3 separate regions of the Homo sapiens genome follow, and regions 2 and 3 are each linked to region 1. A link is a contact called in ENCODE Hi-C or POLR2A ChIA-PET data. All regions are on one chromosome and are shown on one strand. The core of a region is the stretch at or near the end of the contact, and the rest is flanking DNA. Distances in the headings are between cores, read along the strand shown.

What was found. Hi-C counts contacts between places; a loop is a spot of excess contacts on that map. ChIA-PET counts read pairs that join two places held with the same protein, here RNA polymerase II (POLR2A). Pooled maps may share reads with other maps.
Region 2: a map of OCI-LY7 shows a loop between it and region 1 (2.0-fold over the local background). The contact joins the promoter of UGDH here to the promoter of LINC02265 in region 1. A Hi-C loop is called at or near these places in 3 of 168 maps with a recorded cell type or tissue (OCI-LY7, endothelial cell of umbilical vein and naive thymus-derived CD4-positive, alpha-beta T cell), 1 of 37 single-sample maps with no recorded cell type and 11 of 50 pooled maps. POLR2A ChIA-PET finds 5 or more read pairs at or near these places in 1 of 52 experiments (GM12878).
Region 3: a loop to region 1 is called in a pooled map, with 4 times the contacts of the local background. The contact joins the enhancer-like site here to the promoter of LINC02265 in region 1. A Hi-C loop is called at or near these places in 7 of 37 single-sample maps with no recorded cell type and 10 of 50 pooled maps.

What each region holds. Positions count from the first base shown.
Region 1 is chr4:40,305,935-40,310,913 of GRCh38, forward strand. It overlaps LINC02265 (long intergenic non-protein coding RNA 2265), which reads left to right and starts at 1,251. Exons shown (of 4, transcript NR_121641.1): 1 at 1,251-1,552; 2 at 2,343-2,394. RefSeq lists enhancers at 1,671-1,720, 2,291-2,420, 3,425-4,063, 3,994-4,979, 4,064-4,702 and a silencer at 3,358-3,652.
Region 2 is chr4:39,525,499-39,530,477 of GRCh38, forward strand. It overlaps UGDH (UDP-glucose 6-dehydrogenase), which reads right to left and starts at 1,941. Exons shown (of 12, transcript NM_003359.4): 1 at 1,785-1,941. UGDH-AS1 (UGDH antisense RNA 1) reads left to right here and starts at 2,341. Exons shown (of 5, transcript NR_047679.1): 1 at 2,341-2,840. RefSeq lists silencers at 1,656-1,835, 2,086-2,385 and an enhancer at 2,766-2,825.
Region 3 is chr4:40,838,413-40,843,391 of GRCh38, forward strand. The region is part of intron 12 of APBB2 (amyloid beta precursor protein binding family B member 2); the gene reads right to left. Among named protein-coding and RNA genes, the nearest start is that of NSUN7, 91 kb to the left of the region's middle. RefSeq lists enhancers at 2,177-2,266, 2,287-2,386, 2,538-3,039. Within about 2 kb of position 2,724, at least 7 of the 41 ENCODE cell types and tissues checked have a DNase peak (open chromatin) inside an H3K27ac peak, as active enhancers do.

The DNA of each region.
Region 1 (4,979 bases), core at 1-2,500:
TACGATTTAGTATTATAGCAACTTTTTTTAAAAAGCAGAAGTGCTAAGAAAAGTTAAGGAACTCAACAAAGCTTGCATCGCTAGGAAGTAAAAAGCCAGAATTTTGATTTAAATCTAATGACCTATGTTTATTCCATATTATGCAGCCTCTTGGATGCTCTAATGCTGGCCTAATCAGGAGAAAGAGGCAAATGAGATCACGGTCAAAACTGCTGGGGAAGTCAGGTGCAGTGGCTCACGCCTGTAAACCCAGCACTTTGGGAGGCTGAGGAAGGAGAATCACTTGAGCCCAGGAGGTCAAGGCTGCAGTGAGCTATGATTGCACCACTGCACTCCAGCCTGGGTGACAGCGTGAAACCCTGTCTCAAACAAACAAGCAAAAACTACCAGGATTGAAAATATCTGAGTGAGGAAGATGGTTTGTAATGGAGGCAAGCTAGCAAGAAAAGAATGTGGGGGAGGGGTTCTATACCTGCATCAGATCATCTGAGGGCCCACAGTGCAGCTCCGTGGGCTCTGAGGGATTGTGTAAGAGGCAGCTGGCAGATATGCATGGGGTGGGCTGATCTGGCAAAAAGACGAGATAAATCTGAAAAATACATTTTACAGTGCTCTTTACACTGAAGAATCTTGCAGAGTAACTGGTAGATATGATAAGGGATAGAGAAGGAATTACTGCTTAATAGCTAGCCAGACACTGGCATTAAGGTTTCTGCATATTTAAATGGGTGTGCTTTTCCCATCCCTGACAGATTCTTTTGTTTTCCCCTACGTCCTTAGGTTCCTCTTTTATACAAATGGCCTCTATGTCCATTCACACTGTTCTGCAAGATCAAAGGAGAAAATAATTCCCAAAGCAATGTTCTGGGACACTGAGGGTCATCAAACATCAAGTGAAATTTGATCAACTTGCATTTTTATGTATTATCTCTTACCTTTTGCATCTTCAGAAAGGCAGTTTATCTTTATTTTCATTTAGTGGTAAAATATTTTCTAATAGCATCAGTGAAATCCTGTTGAAAGTCAATGGCCAGCTTTTTAGACATAAGACAAATGAGAGTTCTGTTGGGCACAACAGAACTGCTAACAGGTCTTTCACTATATTTCTTTCTCTCTCAGCCATTGATGGGTGTCTGACACCTCCAAACTCCCTCTATGCTGGGCTGATTAGAAGTGGAGGAGTTGTCTAAGATGCAACTGTTTGAACTTCAGCGGTGGAAGGTTGGGCAGCTGGGCCCCAGGTGTGTGCATTCAGACTGTAGCAGGAGTGATGCCCTCTCCCCGTGGTCCATCAAGCTCTATCTATAAGATGAGTCTCAGGAGACTGAGTACCAACCTCTAGACAGGAGCAGGGAGGGATATAAAATAGAAATGTTGACAAGGCAAAGAGAATGATGCCCCCAAGGCCACTGTGGTTCTACAGACTTATGTTTGTGCTCGAGTTAGAGCAGGATGAGGTTGGAAATGAAGCTTACAGAGTTACAAGGGACGGCGGTAGTTCCAGAAAGGACAGGGTCATCTGGTTTTTGGAAGGCATCTTGGAGATTTCATCGTACGTAAGCCATCCAGAGCTAGTATGTGGGCTGCATGATGTTGGGGACTTGCTTTCCTCCTGTCTTTTTGCTCTACTGTTCTCGATACAGAACTTCTCCCTGTGAGGTCCGATGGTAGTTAGGGAGCAATGGTGCTAATAGGAGGCTTTGTTAATGAGAACAGGGATGCCTGCTAGATTTGGGGTTAGAAAGGAAAACAAAGAAATGTGATGAGGTCCTAGTGTCGTTGGCAGCTGGCAAATTCATTACATCATCAAGCTCTCTGACTTAAGTCTCTTGCCTACCTTGCGCTGGTTAAAACGAAAATGTAGCCCTCAGCGCCGCAGAAAACAATTCTCCAGGGCTGTGACCATGGGGTGCCAGGGAGGAAGTGAAACTAATTGGGCAAAGACTCTTCCTGTCTGTCCATTCCTCTGTGTGGCCCTCTGGTAGAAGCAAGGATTTATGCATGTTGGGCTAGATATGAGTGAAAAAGGGGAAACATGGTCTGAAGGAGGACTTTGGGGTCAGGAATAGTCTAAAGTTTAGCAATTTTCTTTTGCTTTAGGAATCGCTCTTTGACCTCATTTTTTTTTTCTTTTTAAGTGAAGTTTCCAAGCAGAAAAGGCAGTATTTGCCAAGTGCTACAATTCACTCTAAGCTGATTGGGTTCTGAACACGAAGGCCCTTTTTACTCTCACAATCATTTAAAAACAGTAGTAGTAAGTGGGGTGTTTTCGCACTAATTTACAGGTTCCTCATTTGTTGCTATGATGACCCCCTGAGGCCGGAATTGTTATCCTCTTACAGATGGGGCAGTTGAAGCTCAGAGAGAAGTGGCTTGACCAAGGCCCAACGGCAGGTGAGCAGCAGAGTCTAGGGTTTTATCTTTCTATCACACCTGTCACCGTGGTGCCCGGGGATGAGCAGTCACTTCAGATAAACGTTGAGGTTTCTGTTACCAGCCGTCCTCCGGGCCCAGTGTGATTAGTCTACTTTGCTCAGCTTCCTGTAGGTGTGTTGTGATACTCTGTAGATACTTTATTTCCTCTTCTCCCCTAGTTCGTCCAGAAATACAAACTGTTGAATTTCTTTATCATCATTTTAGAAGTGATAAACATTCCCAAAAGGTATGTTATTTCTGCCATGGAGTTGGCAGTCTTTATTCATGCAGAATGCATTCTGGAGTGTTTTGTTTTAGTGAAAAGAAGACATTCTTAGAAATTGAAGACAAAGAGGAGAGGAAGTGAGCCCGCAGGGGGCATGTTCCCATGGGATTGGGAGTCAGGCATCTTTAGGTATCTCTGCTCCCTTCTCCTCGGGAGAAAGCAAGGACCACTGCCTTCTAAGTCAAGCAGACCTTGGTTCAAATCCCAGCTCTGGCGAAAATTCTTGAGGAAGATATTTAACCTCTCTGAGCCTCAGTTTCCTCATCTAGAAAATGGGGAGAATAATATCACTTTCTTCATTGGGTCATTGGGGGGAATTTAATGAAGTAATGCAACATTTTTCCAAGTGTGATATACATCCTATAGGTGATAGATGATTTTCTGGTGATATAGATATTCTAATGTAATAATTATAACATACACACACCAGCACACCAAAATCATCATTTCACAGGTCTGATTGCTTAGGGTGTGGCTAGGTAAGAAGCATATATAACCCACATTAAAGACTATTTTAATACAATGTTAAATGTGTGATAGAGATGGCATCAGTGGACTAGAGAGGGGGAACGACCATCACCAGGAATCCCTGAAGGAATGTGTATGAAAGTGGGCCCTGCCCACTTTGGTTGAAGTCTTCCACCCTGGTTGACTTTGGACAAAGGAAACCAGGCAGATCCAGGTTGGATGGGAAGGCTGGCTCTCCCTGAGACCTGAAGCCAGGGGCCCTGTGAAGAGTCCCTGTTAATTTCATCTTGCGCTGCTGCCCTCTGGTGTTCACGCGCTGTTCCCAGTGTCTTGAGAGCAAGTCAAAGCCGAGCCAGTGCGATTTAGAGCGTGAGCGCGACCCTGTCTGGCCCTTCTCCCACTTCTTTGTTTCCCTGCTTTCAGGGACTTTCCGAGTCCCATCAATCCCACCACCTTGGCCTATCCTCCCCCAAGTGTCACTTCCTCCTGCAGCCTAGTCGCAACTCCCCTTCCCCCAAACTCCTTACTAATCAGCAGAGGATGCTCTGGTTCTCAGGTGTGAACAACAAATGAGCTTAGTTTACTGAGGGGACATTTGTTTTAAAAGAGAAACCAGTTTAACAAAACAAAAACTCAAGTCAGCAGGAAGTGAAGTGGCTATATTTTTGAAATGAGGGTCTTTCCTTGTCTCCCAAGCTTCCTCTACAGAATGGAACCTGCTCTTTAAGCAGGCAGCCACATCCCGGGAATGAAATCCTTCAAAGGGAATGAATTGCCTTTCTTCCCAGCCAATTCTACAAGAAACTTTCAAATAGTTTCACTTTCTGTGTTCGAACATAATACTTATAACTGAGAACCCCAAATATAAGTGGTTTTTGTTAAATCACTGGATATAATAAAGGCTGGGTGTGATGGCTCATGCCTGCAATCCCAGCACATTGGGAGGCCGAGGTGGGTGGATCACTTGAGGCCAGGAGTTCGAGACCAGCCTAGTCAACATGGTGAAAGCCCATCTCTACCAAAAATACAAAAATTAGCCAGGCCTGGTGGCAGGTACCCATAGTCCCAGCTACTCGGGAGGCTGAGGCAAGCGAATTGCTTAGGTGGAGGTTGTAGTGAGCTGAGATCGTGCCACTGCACTCCAGCCTGGGTGACAGAGCGATACTGCATCTCAAAATAATAATAATAATAATAATAATTTATTTACCTCTCATGTAAACAGAGACAACCCAAGACTGTTATGGCGGCTCCCTGATCACCAGGTTTCTTCCATCTTGTTCCATTCTCTTCAACACATGGCTTCTACCTCGTGGCCCAAAATGGCTGCTCCAGCTCCAAGCTTGGTTCAGCGTTTCAGTCACTGGTCAGGAGGAAAGGAACAGAGAAGGGTACATTCTAGTTCTTTAAAGTGCTCACTGGCCAGGTGCGGTGGCACATGCCTGTAATCTCAGCACTTTCGGAGGCCAAAGTGAGAGGATCACCAGAGGTCAGGAGTTCGAGACCAGCCTGGACAACACAGTGAAACCCCATCTGTACTAAAAATACAAAAATTAGCCAGGCATGGTAACACATACCTGCAGTCCCAGCTACTCAGGAGGCTGAGGCAGGAGAATCACTTGAACCTGGAAGACGGAGGTTGCAGTGAGCTGAGATGGCACCACTGCACCCCAGTCCCCAGCAACAAAGCGAGACTCTGTCTCAAAAAGAAAAAAAAAGAAAAAAGAAAAGAAAGAGAAGTGCTCACCACTCTCCCTTACATCCTGCTGACCAGTCCTCAGACATGAGTTCACTGTCAGGTATACTGGGGAAT
Region 2 (4,979 bases), core at 691-3,190, 780 kb before region 1:
TTCTTTTCTTTTTCTTTTTTTTTTTTGAGACGTAGTCTCGCTCAGTTGCCCAGGTTGGAGTGCAGTGGCGCAATCTCGGCTCACTGAAAGCTCTGCCTCCCAGGTTCATGCCATTCTCCTGCCTCAGCCTCCCGAGTAGCTGGGACTACAGGCGCCCGCCACTACGCCCGGCTAATTTTTTTTTGTATTTTTAGTAGAGACGGGATTTCACCATGTTAGCCAGGATGGTCTCGATCTCCTGACCTCGTGATCCGCCCGTCTCGGCCTCCCAAAGTGCTGGGATTACAGGCGTGAGCCACCACGCCCGGCCCCCATTTTCTATTTCTACTTTTATGTACCCTCTGGCCCTCTATTCTGCTGTCAGAGACATAGGAGTGTTTCCTTATTAAATGGGTTATTTTGAAATGAGTTTTTACCTCTGTATTTTGGGAGAGTCACAACAAACCAAACCGTTCCAAAACTACTCTTCATGTAAAATTTCATAAATTCAAATAAACATTCCAACCCAGAAGGGGTCACTAACAAATAACAAATGCCCTACTACAATCTAAACGGAATATAATCCTTCTAGCCCCAGCTCTCTACAGCATATTTTGCATAGGTACCCAGGAGCTAACGATGGGCATTATAGTTGGATACATCAGCTTCACACATTTTAATCATTTCCAGAAATTAAACAGTAAAAGATGCCTGACCAGAGAAAAATATTTAATCAGTAAGAAAGCCGGTATTAATTTTATGTCTAAGGGTTATCATGTAAAGCTGTGGAAGTAAACAAGAAGGAAGATGGATTATGCTTATCCAGTTATAGATTTTGTTAGAAAAAGGAGTACAGCAACGGGAGAAGAAATGAGATCTTTTCAATCAGGGTTGTCTACCCCTTACCTTAAACTGGATCCTGGCCACTAATAAGCACATCTCAGAGCAGACAGTCAGCTCTTTCATTTCCAGAACCCCCCTGAAGAAAGACTACTGTTCTCCATTTCTTAAGGGATTTGAAGAAACTCAAAGGCTCACTGTGTCTTTGAGGTCTGTCGATAGACAGCTACTGCTCTGTATGCCCATGAATAGATCCCTACCAGCGAACCCCTCTTTTCTCTATACTAGAATTCCTAACCCTACTAAGTTATCTTCCTATATATTTATAGGACGTATAATTTTTCAAGATCTCACACAAACATGGTCTCCCGAGGCACCCAGGAAAGGCCTTCCCCGACATCAAACAGAGCAATTCTGTGGTGTAGGGGGCCAACAATGGATTCCAGGACATCCCGGACAGATATCACGGCAGTCTTAGTATTTTGCTCTCAAGAGGGCTTTCTGGCTTCGTTTCTCTTTGGTTTCTTAAGAGGGGCGGCATGAGAAAAGCAGGAGCCCCTCAGGTGAGCAGACTCTTAAACACAAACAAAAGACTACGACTCTGCGGCCAAAATGAGGTCCCCAACGAGAGAACCGCTTCCTGTGGTGGGCGTTCGGCTTTGGAGGCGGCAGGGAAATCTCATCCAAGTCAGGAAAGTGGGTAAAGGCAGAAAGAGAAGGGGCTGGAAGACTCACGAGTCTTGAATAAGAAGCCCAGACGACCACATCCCCAGGACAGCAGTTCCAAAATGCGGTTCCCGCCCTAAGCCCCAAAGAGACGAAGGTCGTGAGACGGGAAGCCCGGGACCCAGCGCAGCGAGCGACCGGGAGCAGCGCGCACACCCCAGCCCCGCTCCCTCCACATCCCGCCCAGACCTGGGAGCATCCCGCCCGGGCGGCGGGGCCAGCCTGGGAGCGGCGCTTACCCACTTCCCAGCAGCAAGCGCAGGGACCGCTCCTATCCCGATCGTTCGGACAGCACCTTCCTACGGGCCGCGCCGCCGCAGCTTCTCCACCCGCGCCCCGCTCGATCTGAGCTCCCTCTCGGCGCACGCCCCTCCCTCAGGCTGCCACGCGTTACACTCTGAGTCCCGGGCCTGAGCCCGTATTTAAAGGCTTTTGCCTGCGAAGGCGGAGGCTTCATTCCCCCGCAGCCAGGCCCTCCTGGATTCTGCCCTCAGCTGCTTCCTAGCTCCCCCTCCCGCTACACAAGGCCCAGGGCCAGGTCCCTATTTCCTTCACGGCTCAGGGGCGGGGAGACTGGGGCTGGTCCTGGCTGGGAGGGCCTGCCCCGCCCCTGGCCTAGCTGGGCAAATCCGCTTTGGCCAGCTCAGCGGCTCCGCCCCTACCGCGAGCGGCGCTGGGCGGGGCTGCGTGCGTGGCGTGTCCGCTGGACCAGGGGACGGGGGCGCGCCGCAGGTGTAGGAGCTTTGCGCGCCTACCTGGCGGTCGTGGGTCGAGGAGGGGTCAAGAATTGTTGTCTAGCAGCCCTCTCCCCGCTGCCCTGTCCTGGCCGAGGCAAAGGCCGCGTGCGCTCCGCGTCTGCCAGGCTTTAGGGCTGCGCGGACACTGGGTGGGTGGTGGGCCGAGGCGACCGGAAGGTCCTGGCCGCCTTTCCGGTCTCCTCAGCACCCTGGAGCGCCGCCCTCGGGTTTCGGTCTCCTGGATCTGCGGGTCGGTCTCGGCGGGCGGATTACTCCTCGCCCACAACCTCGAGGCCCCGGGGTCAACCGCGCCCTCCGGGCCGGCAACCCAGGGTTTAGTCAGATTCCTCCTGACCCACCGCTTCTGGGAAAGAGGCGCCTCCCGTCAGGAGGATGCTGAGTTCCTCATGACTGGACCAGTGAGTGTCCACTCCCTGGTCCCTGGCGAGAGAGGCGGGACCCCCACGCCCTCCTGGCGCTCTTTGCAGAGATGTTCCTCAGGCCCAATCCGGGATTTGGGATGTCTGTGCGTGCTGTGGAGCAGAGAGTTTGCAACATGTAAGTGCCGTGCGTGAGGAAGAGTAAAATTAACCTATGGAGCCTGCTCATTTTTAATGTGGAGGGCAGTTCCGTTCCTTTCTTTCGCCGCTTCGAGGTCATTTTAACACTCAAATCTAACATATAAGAAAAAAAGCCAGGCATAATCATGGCCTTTTATTTCCCTCATTAAGGATTACATCAGGTGACATAAGCCATTTTAACATACATCATGAAGAAAGTGATTAGTAATTTATAAAGGCACATTAAAATACCATATAAATTACGGTTTTCTTGATAGGATCATGATGGTGACTTTAAGAAAGTGGTTGAATGTGGATGAAACAGTTTGCTGTGGATTGTAGCACGTGTGGCAGGATATGTAGGCTTGTTGGTTGGTTGTTTTGAGACGGAGTCTCCCTCTTGTCGCCGAGGCTGGAGTGCAGTGGTGCGATCTCGGCTCACCTCAACCTCCTCCTTCCAGATTCAAACGATTCTCCTGCCTCAGCCTCCCGAGTAGCTGGGATTACAGGCGCCCACAACCATGCCCGGCTAATTTTTATATTTTTAATAGAGACCGGGTTTTGCTATGTTGACCAGGCTGGTCTCAAACTCCTGACCTCAGGTGATCCGCCCGTCTCGGCCTCCCAAAGTGCTGGGATTACAGGTGTGAGCCACTGTGCCTGGCCAGTATATGTAGGCTTTCTGCATTCTATGCAGTTCAGTTCATTCATCCAACAAATATTTAATGCCTGTTGTGTGTCAGACGTTATCCTAAAGACTGAAGATGCAAAAGGGATTAAGACTCAATTCCTTTGGCCAGGCACGGTGGTTTACGCCTGTAATCCCAGCACTTTGGGAGGCCATAGCGGGCGGATCACCTGAGGTCAGGAGTTCCAGACCAGCCTGGCCAACATGGTGAAACCCCGGCTCCACTAAAAATACAAAAAGTTAGCCGGGTGAGGCGGTGGGCACCTGTAATCCCAGCTGCTCAGGAGGCTCCCTGTTGCAGTGAGCCGAGATCACACCACTGCCCTGCAGCCTGGGGAACAGAACGAGACACTGTCTCAGAAAAATAACCAAACAAAAAAGACTCATTTCCTTCTTGCAAAGCTCACAGGTTGGGTAGAAGAGATATGTAAACAAGTAATTGCACTAGATATGACAAGTACATCTTTTTGAACATACATAGATTTAAGTTATCTAATACAGTTTGCTTTGTAATAAAAACCACTTATCTTAGTCCCTTCATTTTGAATTCAACATTTTTCTATTTAGTATTCACCTCACATTCTTTTTTAGTATTTTGGTAGAATCAGACTCTTCAAAACGGTTAATAGGATTTCAGAAATTAAGTCAATTTTCAGTGCCAGCTAGAATGGACCTTTGGATTTAGGACAGAGGTTCTCCAAATGTGAGCTGGGGACTGTAGACAATCTCCGAGGTTCTTTCTGGGATCCATGAGGTCAAAAAGTTTTCATGTGTTACTTGCTTTTTTCACTCTTGTTCTCTCAGAAGTGTACAATGAAGTTTTGTGGAGACTATAATGTGCTATCAAAGCAAATAGAATTAAGCTGTTTTTTAAGTCAGATATTAGAGATTTACAAAAATGTAAAACAATGCCAATCTTATCTTTTGTTTTTAAAATATAGTAATTTTTCATTAAAATATGATATTTATGTTAACATGTAATGGGCTTATTGTCAATTTTAAGGAATTAATCTTTTATATATAATTTATCAGTTTTCATTTCTAATATGGTAAATACCAATAGTTACAATCCACATGAAAAAAACTTCTTTGAGTCTTCAATTTTTAAACATGCCAAGGGGTCTTGATACTACAAACTTTGAGAACTGCCAAGGTAGGCTAGTTATTTTCAAATTATGTTTCATGGAGCCCTGAATCCTCTGGTAGTGTGTCAGAAATCTGTGAGGATAGAGAATCAGTAGGAAGTTAAAGACAAGGCTCTGGGTTCCCACATCTCCCCGTCTTCTCTAATGGCAGTTCAATTTTTCTCTGTTTATCTGGTTTTTTGTTTTTTGCTTTTTGTTTTTTTTTTCTTGAGACGGAGTCTCGCTCTGTCATCCAGGCTGGAATGCAGTGGTGCAATCTTAGCTCACTGCAACCTCCACCTCCCAGGTTCAAAAGATTCTCCTG
Region 3 (4,979 bases), core at 1,474-3,973, 530 kb after region 1:
GCAACCTCCGCCTCCCGGGTTCAAGCAATTCTCCTGCCTCAGCCTCCTGAGTAGTTGGGACTACAGGCACGTGCCACCACACTTGGCTAATTTTTAGTATTTTTAGTAGAGATGGGGTTTCACCAAGTTAGCCAGTATGGTCTCGATCTCCTGACCTCGTGATCCGCCTGCCTCGGCCTCTCAAAGTGCTGGGATTACAGGCGTGAGCCACGCGCCTTGCCAATTTTTGTATTTTTAGTGGAGATGGAGTTTCACCACATTGGGCAGGCTGGTCTAGAACTCCTGGACTCAAGTGATCCGCCCACCTCAGCCTCCCAAAGTGCTGGGATTACAGGCGTGAGCCACCATGCCTGGCAAAAGCAGGCTCTATTTTAAAAAATAGCCAGAACTACTTATTCTCTCCCTAAATCTCTCCTGTGCAACTCTCGTAGTGTAAGTGGAATTTGCTTATGTGTTTACCTCTCTTCCAAAAGGCATCTACAGACCTCTTAGCTGTGACTCAGGCTAACTTTTCAAAGTCCCTTTCACAGCAGCACCAGCAGGTGGTACCTAGAGTATTTCCATGATAGGACATCTCGTTTCTTTAATAAATCAGCCTGTTCTGTTGGTGGAAAGCTCCAGTGAATAATATATATATGTCTTCTTAAAACATTTTTATATACTATTTTTCACTTTATTATTTTGAGACAGGGTCTCACTCTGTCGGCCAGGCTGGAGTGCAGTGGTGCAATCAAAGCTCATTGTAGCCTCGACCTCCTAGACTCAAGCGATCCTCCCGTCTCAGCCTCCCAAGTAGCTGGGACTACAGGCATGTGCCACCACACCTGGCTCAAAATATATTTTTTCTAAATGATGAACGCAACCTTGCCTCCCTGTAACTTCTGCTTGTAGGATCTAGTTTTGCTTTCTGGAGTGGCACAGAACAAGTTGACCTTGTCAGCTGCACCAGAGCCCATGTAACTGGCAGGAACTCACCTGTCCTTTTCTGTTAAGAGTCACATTACACTCAATCTCTCACCAATTCTCTGTTGTTGGGATTCCTTACCAAGTATCCACAATTTGATAACATCTTTCACATCAATCACAGTTGCTCAGGTCAAATACATGGCATGTTTTATTGAGGGAATTTGTGAAGGCTGGCACATGATAGGCATTCAATAAATGGTAGGTACCATATTATAAATGAGGAAAAAGAAGTCAAACAAAAAGCCTACTTTGAAATACTGTCTCCTTATCCATGAGGGATTTTTCTTTTTTCTTTTTTTTTTTTGAGGTGGAGTCTCGCTCTGTTGCCCAGGCTGGAGTGCAGTGGTGCCATCTCGGCTCACTGCAACCTCTGCCTCCCAGGTTCAAGAAATTCTCCTGCCTCAGCCTCCCGAGTAGCTGGGATTACAAGCGTGTGACACCATGCCTGGCTAATTTTTATATTTTTAGTAGAGACGGGGCTTCGCCATGTTGGCCAGGGTGGTCTCGAATTCCTGACCTCAGGTGATCCGCCCACCTCGGACTCCCAAAGTGCTGGGATTACAGGCATGAGCCATTGCGCCTGGCCCCACGAGGGGTGTTTTTTAATAAATATTTGCACTCATATGAATTATACTAAGACTTGCTAAAATGTACCCAGTGACCCTTCCCTCCCAGCTTATCTTTCTATTGATGCTATTGCAAAGGGCAGGTCCCATCTGCAAATAAGGATAAGACAGCAGCAAACGGATTGGATCCAAACATCGCACTTCTGGCACTTTAGGACAAAGGGCTTTCTCTCCTCTTTGTTTCACCTGTGCAGGGCCTAGCATGAGATCCAAAATAGAATTCAAAAGGTAAGCCCACATGAGAACACGGTGTAATTATAGGGTTCCTGGGCTATACAAAAATGTGGGTTGTTGACAGTCTGTACAAGGTCTGGAGGAAGAATGAGTCCTGTTTTCAAGACTGGATGCTTTTATTTTCTGACTGCACTTTGAAAAAATCTTGTTTTGAGAGTGGGAGGAATCAGGAAGCGAAAGTACGTAAGAAACTTCATCTTTCCAGATGGCCAATCCAGAATGACCCCCCGCAAAACACACACATGTAAGACTCTGGTTTTCTGTTCTTTTTAACCCAATGTCACATGTATCACATGCAGGCATCACTAATTTCACAAAGTTCAGGCTCTCGCTTGGTAAGCTTAACTTACTTTCTCCTTCTTTGCAAGCTTAAAAAGATGCTAAGTTTTTTAGCCTCCGAAAGGAGTATCCCAGGTACTCGTCACCTGGGTAAACACACAGGCTTAGCAGGGAATTCTTCACCAGGCACGCTCATGAGACACAGTGTGTAAATAGCAGATCTGAAATTCTACCACCTGCAATTATCGAGGTGGCTTGGGCAAACTAGAATCTGTAGCCCTCTCTAGAACAGGGTCCTGGTGTTAATATTCAGAGCAACTGCCTCCCAGCGAGGACACTCACATAAACAAGGAGGATAGGAACTAGCGAACACCTGAAAATGTCCTCCCCATTGACTCTGATGGGACTGGCTGTTATTTTACATGAAGGAGCTCACATCCACATGCACAGCCCTCATCCTCCAGAACTTTCCACCACCTGCCCCCGCCAGGGTCTCCTCAAAGTGATTTAAAAAGTCAGTGAAACCTGCAAATTCTCCTAATCACACTCTCTGGAAGACCAGCCCTGCAGGTGTCACCGCCCACTCTATGCTGTCTCTCCCTCTTAACCACTGGACTATGACAGCAGCACATCACAGGGGAAAACAGCCACCAGCAGAGGGCAGTCACAACACCAGTGTGGCAGGAAATACCAGCTGAGGACTCATCACTTCCAGCTCCCAACCAGGCAGGGAGGTTACATGACACCAACTCCGACACAAAGAGGAGATCTGCCTTCGTGTCTCTCCGCTTTGCCCAGCAGGAACCACCATCATTCATTCAAGGAGAATTATCTCCAAATTCCCTTATTCCATCAAAAGTGGAGTTTTTATTAAGTGGTAGAGCTATGGAATCATGGAGCTTAAAGTCCCCAATCAATCAAACGGGCAGGCGGACATGCAGAGCATTGGAAAAACACAACTGAGGTCAAAATCTCTTGTTTCATAGGTATGTCTTTTCTGTGGTTCTATCCTTCTTGTGGTGGAGAGGGAGGACCATATATTTTGGCTAATAATTGACACTGAAACTGAATCAGTGCTTCTGGCTAGGCTAGTAGCCTAGTGCCAACCCTTACCAATCAAATTCTAGAGAATATGTAATATAAGCACTAATATTATTTATTTATTTATTTATTTATTTAGAGACAGAGTATCCCTCTGTCACCCTGGCTGGAATGCAGTGGTGCCATCTTGGCTCACCGCAACCACTGCCTCCCAGGTTCAAGTGGTTCTCCTGCCTAGGCCTCCCAAGTAGCTGTGATTACAGGTGCCCACCACCACGCCTAGCTAATTTTTTGTATTCTTAGTAGAAATGAGATTTTGCCATGTTGGCCAGGCTGGTCTTGAACTCCTGACCTCGAGTGATCCACCTACCTCGGCCTCCCAAAGTGTTAGGATTACAGGCGTGAGCCACCACGCCCGGCCATGATATTAATTTTTCCAGAAGCATGAAAAGCCTCCTTCTACAACATGGCACATAACCTATTTCCATCACATTCACTCCCTGCCACACTGATGAGATTTTTCTCAGTCGTTAGTGAGTGACCACATTGGTGTTAGACTTAATCACTCAGCCCATCACCTTCCACAACCAGGGTCAAACACAGTAGAGAATGAGGAACGCAGATGCAATTCCAGACTCTGTTTTAAATGCTGGTGATAAGAGGCGAAACAAAACAAAACAAAACAAAAGTTCTGCCTTTCAAAGACAAGGATGGTTGTGAGGATGGCAATGCGACATGAAGAAAGCAAGTGAGCTTTGCCAGACACGTTAAGACACCACGAAGGGGGGAGAAGTGAAAATCGGCCGGTTACCTCTCTCTGAATCCGGGAAGGCGTGAGGGAACAGAGCAGAAACAACACGTTAGCATTCACACGGCATCCCGCCAATAACACAGCCCCGTTAACAGCGAGTCTGAGCACTGACAGCTCATCTAATTTCCCAACTCTGCAGCAATTAATAGGCTTTCCGTGCTTATTTTAGGTCAACTGTATCACCCAGAAGTGTGTATTTTGAGCCACATTATGATGAAGCCAAGAGATGCCAGCTGAATTTACAGAGGCAACATATCAACTGGGGGAGGTAATCAAGCTTAAAATATCACAGTCAAATACAGGAAACTGTTTGCAGTAAACACTGGCAGAGGACGTGTCTTCATTTTCCAGTTCCACCTGCTCCCAATAAAAAACATACAGAAACAACGGCATGGACATAGCCTTACCTGTTTTACCGACATTCCTGACACTCTATTAACAGAGCCACATCACTGGAATCCAGGCACTTTTCCTGAGATGCATCCTTACAGGGCAACAGGGAGGGAGGGAGGCAGCACAGGTCAAGGGCGGGTGGGAAGTGGGAGAGACAGGAGATGACAGCTCAATGGGGGAGAGATCAGAGACGTCCCAGGAAAGAGAGGAATGGAACGGAGAGAGGAACACAGTGCAAGTCTGGTTGGGGCCACACTCTTGGAGTTCCCTCCCTGAGCTACCCAGAGCTGTCCTGAGCTGCCTGGGACCCTAATGAAGTCACTTAATCCCCTGACCCATGGTGCTCACACCATTCCTTTCTGGCATTGTCACAGCCGATTTGCATGCACCGTACACAGAGCAACTAGACCGAAGAGCATGGAGCACTGGATAGATAACGAGGAGGAAAGGAAGAAACCCAATGTTTACAGAAACCCGTTCTCTCGGGCACTCTATGGCCAGGGTCATGGAGCGGCCAGCAGGGCCCTGCAGGGATGGAGCTAAAATCATGGCATGAAACGCCAAGTGCACCAGACAGTGAACCACAAAGTCATTAAGTGGAAAGGAAGAGCTGCTCACCCTGAGGCGGA